Regions from separate parts of the Homo sapiens genome. Here region 2 is linked to region 1. A link is a loop called in an ENCODE intact Hi-C map of the cell type or tissue named here. Cell type or tissue: GM12878. All regions are shown on one strand.

What was found. Hi-C counts contacts between places; a loop is a spot of excess contacts. Peaks named below come from ENCODE experiments on the same cell type or tissue, not always from the same donor. Only the 100,000 strongest peaks of a DNase experiment are listed, where the experiment ranks them.
Region 2: it touches region 1 in a loop (3-fold over the local background); 2 of 110 quality-filtered maps call a loop at or near these places.

What each region holds. Positions count from the first base shown.
Region 1 is chr17:40,789,894-40,794,893 of GRCh38, reverse strand. KRT28 (keratin 28) reads left to right here. Exons shown (of 8, transcript NM_181535.3): 6 at 848-1,065; 7 at 1,684-1,739; 8 at 2,325-2,698. The coding sequence ends at 2,467. Among named protein-coding and RNA genes, the nearest start is that of KRT28, 7.6 kb to the left of the region's middle. In GM12878, a CTCF peak has its summit at 2,897; a DNase peak (open chromatin) is centred at 2,899.
Region 2 is chr17:40,540,975-40,545,974 of GRCh38, reverse strand. No RefSeq gene overlaps it. Among named protein-coding and RNA genes, the nearest start is that of CCR7, 22 kb to the left of the region's middle. RefSeq lists enhancers at 2,848-3,017, 3,298-3,427. In GM12878, no CTCF peak of the experiment used is centred here; DNase peaks (open chromatin) are centred at 2,794 and 4,633; H3K27ac peaks cover 1,602 bases.

The sequences.
Region 1 (5,000 bases):
AAATCTTTCATTTTCAACCATGTAAGATCAGAAGTTCCTCCACACAAGAAAAGGAAAATGAAAGAGTGGAAGTTGGGGTGGACACTTGGATAATAACTAATATCAACAGAAGTAATAATTGCCCAGACATATTTATCTATAATAAGGGAAAGAGGAAAATTACCTTAATTAAAGGAGGCAGCAGGTGCCAAGACAAATTACAGACTGTAGAAGTAGCAAAGAGGAAGTATGATATTCATAAGAGTAGTGTCGAAATAATGACCTGTATTGTGTTATGAGATATAGCTCTTGCCTTGAAATCTCACATCTGTTAAGGCACTCATTCAATCTCAGGTACCTTAATAAAAGACCTTTGATAGAGGCTAGAAAATCAAGGATGGATTAGAGAAAAAAAAAGCAGTAGCACAAAAGGCCATGGAACACTAGCGGAGTGGATCTGCGGGGACAGTAGCAGAGTAAGATGGAAACAACAGGTAACCCTGAAATAAATATATAATTTCAAAATACAAGTTTTCCCATATCGATTTTTTATTCTGCTACCCTTAAAAGGTGCTTTAATATATCAGTTGGTTTTAATAGAAATATGACCTATATATCATCAATGTCCAGTGGAACATCAAAAGTCTTGTGGGAAAAGGGCCATTTATCCCGGGTCAGGATCCCACGTCCATCATGCCTGGCCCTCACTTCATAAATGCCAGCCTCCTTTCTTTCCCATTTGATTGTGACAAGCCTCACAAATTTCCACAATTGCCCAGGGAGCAATCCTGCTGATTACTGAGAAACAATGTTCTACTAGTCCTCAGAGTGTTTTCATCCCTTGCCACGGCTTCTTTGATGTCCTCAGAAACACTCCCTGGAGTGCTCCTTGACAGAGACCGAGAGCAACTACTGTACGCAGCTGGCGCAGATCCAGGCTCAGATCGGGGCCCTGGAGGAGCAGCTGCACCAGGTCAGAACCGAGACCGAGGGCCAGAAGCTGGAGTATGAGCATCTCCTCGATGTCAAGGTCCACTTGGAAAAAGAAATTGAGACCTACTGCCGCCTGATAGATGGAGATGGAAAGTAAGTAAAGCCATTTGAAAATCCAGTTTTTACCTCTTTTAAGCTACAAATGTGGGCTGCCCATTAGCCTTCCATACTTCCAAGCCTTTTCTTTTTCATTCCCACTGCAGAAAAGCATGTCCATCTCTTGTTTTTTTGGAAGAGAGTCATCTCTTCCAAATCCTGTTCATCACAGTGTTCTCCTCTGCATTAGATGACTGGAAATGTTCCTGCAGCCATTCCCATCTGTTGTCCATGTTAATCACTGTGGGTTTCAAGATTCTCTCCACCTCCCACAAGCAGGCTTTATCCTTCTTTCAGTGCATACCTAATTTCACTGCTGCCCTGAAATAAATGTACTCTGTACAAACCACCTGGATCCATATATATATGTATGTCCTTAAGTTTTAAATTCTTGGGTGTAAAAAAAAAAATCAAATGGAAACAAGATTTATTTATATTCTCTCTTTAGATAACATTTAATTACTTTCAGCTCCTACACATAAAAATCTTAAGAGTTTCCTCTATAGAAAACTAAGACCTGTTTTTGGCATACAAATTTCATTCATTGAGTCAATGAATATTTCTGAAGCGATAGTAAGCAGAAATATAAAAGAATAAACTATATTTCTTTTACAGTTCATGCTCCAAATCAAAGGGCTTTGGATCAGGAAGCCCTGGGAATTCATCTAAAGGTAATAAAATCTAGTTCTATTTCTTTTCTTTTCTTTTCTTTTTTTAAATTTTTTTGAGACAGAGTCTCGCTCTGTTGCCCAGGCTGGAATGCAATGGTGCTATCTCGGCTCACTGCAACCTCCACCTCCTGGGTTCAAGTGATTCTCCTGCCCCAGCCTCTTGAGTAGCTGGGATTACAGGCACCCACCACCATGCCCAGCTAGTTTTTATATTTTTAATAGAGACGGAGTTTCACCATGTTGGCCAGGCTGGTCTCAAACTCCTGACCTCAGGTGATCTGCCCACCTCGGCCTCCCAAAGTGCTAGGATCACAAGCATGAGCCCTCTAGTTCTATTTCTATCACAGCAATACTTTTACATTAATGGCAGTCATACACTACAACCGTAGTCAATATTTAAGTAGTTTTAGCTAAACTGTTCTGAATAGGAAGTATCAAGTGGCTAAAACTATCCCAAGCTATTATTATAAATATATACTTACTCCCTCAATCAAAAATATGCATAATATATTATATTGAACTAGCAGTGGAATTGTCATGTAATCTTTTTGGTTGAATATATGTATGCCTATGTTTTATTTCTAGATTTATCCAAAACCACACTGGTAAAGACAGTGGTTGAAGAGCTAGATCAACGTGGTAAAGTTCTTTCATCAAGGATTCACTCCATTGAAGAAAAGACATCTAAAATGACCAACGGCAAGACAGAACAAAGGGTTCCTTTCTAGCTGTCATTTTAGAGAAAAGAATAATTTGGGAAAGGATCCTGTACAATTGCATTATTCTAAATATCAGAGAGAATATACACACTTTTTACTTTTAAAGATACATTACTTAGCAAAAATACCTGTTTTCTTAGTTTTACAGGATATTGAGTGTTTGTTTCCAATAAATAAAAAAGTTGATGTGCATTCATTTCCATTCACTGATGACTAATAAATAACTATTTGTGATTTTTTTCTATGTCTCATTCATAGAGAAACACTTGTGGAATATATTTTAATTGCCTTTCACTGTTGTTTTAAATAATAGTCAATACCGCCACATGGCATTTGAATATGAAACATTCACTATGCATAATCTTTAAATCACATCGTGTCTATGTGGGCAAATAATCAAAAACTTCAGAAATTCTCCTGTGACTGAAAAGTCTCACCACTAGATGACGCATTCCTGGTATTTTACCAAGAGCCTCTCTCAAACTCTTCTTTCCACAATACCCAGGATACCATTCCTCGTCTAAACAGGATAATCTCCGGAAAAATCCACAGCAATATGGCTTGTGTTAGTGACACTTTTCCTAGAACAGGGGTCAGAAGCTTTTTTTGTGAAGACCCAGATAGTAAATATTTTAGGCATGGCAGGCCGTAAAGTCTCTATTTCAACTACAAACCTCAGCCGTAGACAATAGATGAATGAATGAACATGACTGTGTTCCAATAAAACTTAATTTATTAATGCTGAAATTTGAATTGTAAATATTTTTACCTGTCGTGGAATATTCTTCTTCTTTTAACTTTTTTTGACCATTTAAAAATGTAAAACCATTCCTAGCTCACAGTCTGTACAAAAACACATAGCAGGCCAAATTTAACCCACCAACACCTGTTCTCGAATGTGAAGCCCCATGAGGCTGATGAACATCATGATTCTTGTGATTATGACTATTTATACCTTTCTGGATCAAAATGTATGGTAGGAATTCCCAACAAATATTAAATTGCCTAAAAGGAAAGCAGCTCCTTTATTTCTCTGGTATATGGCCTGATTCCAGTGAAAATCTCCAGCAAGAGAAGGAATTCTGTCTCACAATCCTCCAGTCACATGGGATTCAGAGAAGTGGCAAAGAATGAGATATTTACAAAATCTTCAGCCAAAAGCCATCAAATGAAGCAAATACTAGAAATCCACAGAGAAATGATTTCCAAATGTACAATATTCAGGGCCAGCTACATAATTTTCAGGACCTAGCGCCAAATGAAAACATAGGATTCCTTGTTCAACAATCAGGAAAAATGTATCACCCAAAGGCACTAAAATATCAAGCTGTTTCCTTGCATCTGCATTTATGTTTTCAATTTGTCCTGGATTTTGTTGTTTTGATTTGGGGTTTTCTGTTGTTGTTGTTGTTGTTGCTGTTTTGTTTCCTTTCTTTTTTTTTCTTTTCTTTTTTTTTTTTTTTTTTTTTGCTATTTAGTTTTGTTCTAAGTAAAGTGTATTAGTCCATTCTCACACTGCTATAAAGAAACTACCTGAGACTGGGTAATTTATAAAGAAGAGGTTTAATTGACTCATAGTTCCATATGGCTGGGGAGGCCTCAGTAAACTTGTAGTCATGGCAGAAGGTGAAGGGAAGCAAAGACCTTCTTCACATAGTGGCGGGAAAGGGAGAGTGTGTGAGGGCACAGAAAAAACTACCATTTATAAAACCATCAGATCTCGTGAGAATTCACACTATCTCAGAGAACACCAGGGGGAAACCACCCCCATAATCCAATCACTTCCCTGTCTCAACACATGGGGATTACAATTCAAGGTGAGATTTGGGTGGAGGTACAGAGCCAAACCATATCATAATGAAAAATTAAAGTTCTAAATTATTGGCATACATGTTACTATGAGTTTTTATATTGTGCCATGCCAGTTTGAAATCCAAGCAAAAGAACATTTAACTTGTATACAGAATCCCCAAAATCACACAATTCATAATTTGTAGCTCATACATGCATATGTATTTTGTTCCTACCAAAACAGTGGAAACACTGCACAAAACAAACTCAATTGTTTTTATTTCACTTCTGTATATACCCACCTTCTACCAGCATTCTCTACCTTTGGTTTACCAATGAGTAAAAAGACTGAAAGGAAAAGGAACTATGGATTGTTTGATCTTTCTATGTCATCATTTTCCACTTATGCAGTTGGCAACACAGGCAAGCAGGAAAGCAGCAGAAAAAACTATATGATAGGCTGGGCGCAGTGGCTCATTCTTGTAATCCCAACACTTTGGGAGTCCAAGGCGGTTGGATCACCTGAGGTCAGGAGTTCGAGACCAGCCTGGCCAACAGGAAGAAACCCCATCTCTACTAAAAATACAAAAATTAGCTGGGCGTGGTGGCACACCCATGTAATCCCAGCTACTCAGGAGGCTGAGGCACGAGAATCACTTGAACCCGGGAGGTGGCAGTTGCAATGAGCCAAGATGGCACCACTGCACTCCAGCCTGGGTGACAGAGCAAGACTCTGTTTCAAAAAAAAAAA
Region 2 (5,000 bases), 250 kb after region 1:
CAGGGAGGTGGGCGCATGGACGGAAAGGGGACAGGGATGGAGGTGGAGAGGGAGAGAGAGAGGGCAAGAAAGAACGGGTGGGGAGTGGGGGCAGGAACTGAGTCCCCAGGTGAGCTGGCCCCAGCAGTGGTCTCATAAGAGCTCAGAAGGTCTTGGACCCAAAGCAGTAAGAACAATGCCCCTGTGCTCCCCGCAAGCACAGGGCGGTCCCGCCCTCAGAGTCAGTCAGAGGATGCCCACCTCCCTTCTTACTAGCTACACAGCCTTGGGCACGCCGTGTAACTCCGGGCCTCAGCTTCCTCCTTTGTGGAATGGGATAGCCAATTCTACATTGCAGGGTGGCAAGGCACACACAGACACAACACCTCCTGGATTCCTGCAGCAATCAACAGCTCGTCTCGTGATCAGGCCTGCAATCTGATTCTTGGCACAGGAACTCCAGACCCCCTCATTACAGCAGACATTTGGAACGCGTTTATTTCCCATCTTCTCCTGGTCTCACTTCACACCTCACAGCCAGGTACAAGCACAGAGGTGGATGTAATTCATGGCCTCATGGCCACCATCACTTCAGGGACCTTCAGGATCCTGCAGCCCCATCCTGCCCCACCCCCTACCCAAACCAAGCAGGACTCCAAGGCCTGGAAATTTTTCTTCCTCCTCTATTCTTTTTTTTTTTTTTTTTTTTTTTTTTGAGACGGAGTTTCACTCTTGTTGCCCAGGCTGGGCAATGGCGCGATCTCGGCTCACCACAACCTCCGCCTCCAGGGTTCATGCCATTATCCTGGCTCAGCCTCCTGAGTAGCTGGGACTACAGGCACCCACCACCATGCCCGGCTAATTTTTTGTATTTTAAGTAGAGACAGGGTTTCACCGCGTTAGCCAGGATGGTCTCGATCTCCTGACCTCATGATCTGCCCGCCTCGGCCTCCCAAAGTGCTGGGATTACAGGTGTGAGCCACCGCGCCTGGCCTCCTCCTCTATTCTTTACCCCCAACCTGTATTCTCCACCCCCAACCCTAACCTTCCTAATTTATTTATTTATTTATTTATTTATTTATTTATTTAGAGACAGAGTCTTGCTCTGTCGCTAAGGCTGGAGTGCACTGGCTCACTGCAACCTCTGCCTCCCAGGTTCAAGTGACTCTCCTGCCTCAGCCTCCCGAGTAGCTGGGATTACAGGCATGCGCCATCACGCCCAGCTAATCTTTGCTTTTTTTTTTTTCTTTTTTTTGACAGAGTCTCGCTCAGTCGCCCAGGCTGGAGTGCAGTGGCACGATCTCGGCTCACTGCAAGCTCCGCCACCCGGGTTCACGCCATTCTCCTGCCTCAGGCGCCCGAGTAGCTGGGACTACAGGCGCCCGCCAATATGCCCAGCTAATTTTTTGTATTTTTAGTAGAGACGGGGTTTCACTGTGTTAGCCAGGCTGGTCTCGAACTCCTGACCTCTAGTGATCCGCTCACCTCGGCCTCCCAAAGTGCTGGGATTACAGGCATCCCTATTTAAAATTGTCCCAGCCTCTGTCCCTTCCCTGAAAACCCCATCATTCTGTTAGGTGATACCAGATTCTTAAAGAGTGATTCGGGAAAAACGAATGGGCCCTAAGGGGCATGCCAGTGTGCCCCATTCCAATTACAGTCACCCACAGGAGAGAGGAAAGGTCGTCCAAGTGGCCACCAACAAGAAACTATTTCATCAGATTTCTTTTTTGTTTGTCTGTTTGAGACGGAGTCTCACCCCGTCACCCAGGCTGGAGTGCAGTGGCGCGATCTCGGCTCACTGCAACCTCTGCCTCCCGGATTCAAGTGATTCTCTTGCCTCAGCCTCCCAAGTAGCTGGGACTACAGGCACGCACCACCACATCCAGCTAATTTTTGTATTTTTAGTAGATACAGGGTTTCACCATGTTGCCCAGGCTGCTGTCAAACTCCTGACCTCATGATCCGCCCACCTCAGCCTCCCAAGGTGCTGAGATTACAGGCGTGAGCCACTGCGCCCGGCCTATTTCTTCAGATTTCTTATAGGACATAAGTCACTCAGATCCCCTCACAGGCTTTCTGTCAACTTACTGAGAGGGAAACTGAGTCAAGGAAGAGTGAAGTGACTTGGGTGAGCAGCAGAGTTGAGGGTTGTGGTCTTTCTGATGTGCAGTCTCCATGAGACCAGATCCAGAACAATCCATGCCCCACCGCACTAGCACACAGCTGGTTCCCATTCCCCAGGCGTGGGAAACAGCCGGGCTGGTTGGAGGCCTGCCAGGGTGGGAGGTCTGGTCACCAGGTGCCCCAGGACAGGGAGGAGGGGGCAAAGCAGGGGGTCCGGCATTCAGATTCCCATACTGGTCTCACCGTTTATCATCCGTGTGACCTTGACAAGTGCCTTCTCCTCCCTCGATGCAGTTTCCCCGTTTGAAAACAGGTGTGATGTTGTTAAAACCTCCCTGGAGTGTTACATTAAACGAGGTAGTGGATGTACAGCTCTTCGTAAAGTGTAAAGTGATAGAGAGGGTAACAATAGACACTCTTCCATAACAATAGCTGGAATAATCGCCTCTGCTGTGGGGACCTCAGTGGCTAGTTTAGGGGTCATCTTTCCCCGTGAGATGAGGAATTACTCCCCTGTGACACACGAGGACAGAAGGCATTTGCTTTGGTTACAGAGTGAGGGGACTGGCATTGCTGAGCCTGTGTGCTCCCACGTCACGTGGTCCCTGGCAGGTCCCCACTTTGCCCCTGTCTGACCAAAGCTCCTCCCAGGAAGGGAGACTTTAGGCCCCAAACTTAGCAGGTCCAGACCAACTCCTGATTGGCTGGCCTAGCCCAGTGCCTGGCACATCATAGGTCAAAACATGCTCGTGGAATAAATGCTCATGAATGGCGAATGTGGGGTCTTCCCACACCCTTGACTCATAAGTTTAAAATCTACCCAAAAACCCCAGCATTGCAGAGACATGCCCAGGCAGACAGGCCCCTCTGTGGAAAGAGCTGTTTGTCATGGCTAAAGGTAAGGGCCCCATTTCAGACACTGTCCTGGAAGAGTCCCAGACAGTCAACAGATGACCCTGCCTTTTAACATCCACCCCATCCCTGCCAAGCACAGGGTCCCGGGCTCTGACGCAAGCACCTCTGCAAATAGATGTCGTTTCCATGGGAACTGAAACCCCAGTTTGTTTTTCCCTCCAAGGCACTCTGTAATTTCCAGCACAGTCTGTGCAACGTCAGCCTGGTAACCTCGTGCTGAGCTGTTCTCCGGGTCTGTGTCCAGCACAGGGAGCTGAGCTGACCTAGAGAGGTCATGGCAAGACTGTGCTCCCAGAAGGGCCTCCAGAGTTCGTGGGCACCAGCCCCTGCCTCCCCCCTGCAGAGGGGTACCCAGTAGATAGGTGGAGTCAGAGACGAGTCCTTGAACCTCCCTAAGGGAGGCCTGGGGGGTTAGGGGGGAGTGGAAGGACGGGGGCTCATTTCCAGTAAGAAGTGGGAGGGAAGGAAAAGGTCTCAGTCTGGAAGCCTGGGCCCCAGGGAGGGCGGGCGATGGGTAACAGATGATTTCTGGCTGCTAGAGGAGGGTGTGCTCTCAGCAGTTGGATCATTAGCCTCTATTGTCTGAGCCTCCGTGAGGAAACAGCCGTGGAAGCAAAAGCAGAGGCGAGAAGGACTTGGGGAGATGGAGGCGGAAAGGAGGGGGAGGAGGTTAGCGGACGAGGCAACGATGAACTTTAAGGACAAGATGCCAAGAGGACGGAGGAGGGGCTGCCGTGCCAGAAGAGTGCTGCCCCCTGTCCCCAGCACCATTCAAGCTTAGGGCCTGGGGAGGCAGGTCCTTTCCTGCTCCAGCCTTGAGATGACCAAGGCCCCAGCCAACACCTTGATGGCCGCCTGTGAGAGACCCAGAGCCGAGGACCCAACAGAGGCCCAGGCTGCAGCTGACATGCTCCGGAGTCCTTCCATCTGCCACGGGGAATGGACAAAGTGTTCCTCCAACCCCTCGGGGTGGCCTAGGGGCCCTCAAGGACCCCAGAAGGGGAGTCTGAGGCCAGAGTGAGAACCGGGATGCCTTTGAACTAGCTCTTTGGCCCCTCTCTCTCTCTTTCTCAGTGCCCTCAACAATAACACCTGCTCTCATGCTTCCAGGGCACTGTGGGCGAGGTGAGGACTCCGGTGTGAAAGTGCGACTGCCAGAGCCTGGCTGTTGTTACTACTACCCATGGGGGGGCCCTGCCCGCACCTCCCACCCCTCCACCGTGTCCCGAGCCACAAGGCAGAGTGACTGCCTCTCTTCAGCCACAGTCCCTGGGTTATTCAACAGCGGCTACCAGGACAGGCAGCCAAGGCCCTAAAGAAAGGGAGAGTAATGCTAGGAGGGAAACAGGACATGGCAGGCAGCACCCTCTCCCCAGACTGGCATCCATTGCCACTGCTTCCTGGGGGCCCTGTAGCCTGGTGGCCCCATACCCTGGCCCTCATACTCTAGCCCAGCCTCAGCATCTCAGGCCACCTCCCCACTCCACCTTGCGGTTAACAACAACAGTCAAACCACTGACCTGATTTTCTGCAGAGAGGAAAAGATAATAGGGCACCTCGGTGCATGTTCGCATGCACACACACACAAACACAGACACACACACACATGCACACACATACATGCATGCACACAGACATGCACGCACACACTCATGCATTCACACGCGTACACTCGCACACATGCACACACACACACACGCACGCATGCACACACCCCCACTCAATGGAAACTTTCTCTGTCTCCTTGACAGGAACCCAGCCCTGCCAGGGAGCTTCCTCAGGTAGAAAGTTCAGTGTTTATCTGCGGTTGATCAGAGGCCCGAGTTGAGTTCCTGGAGCCTCCCTGGGTGAGCACCGCCGGCCTGACCTGCCTCCCCTGCCCAGGGACAGTGCCTCTGGCCTGTCTAGGTCTCTGTGGGGTATCTGCTTTCTCCCTGAACTCTTGGCATTGTGCTGGGCACTGAGAAAGGGATTGATAA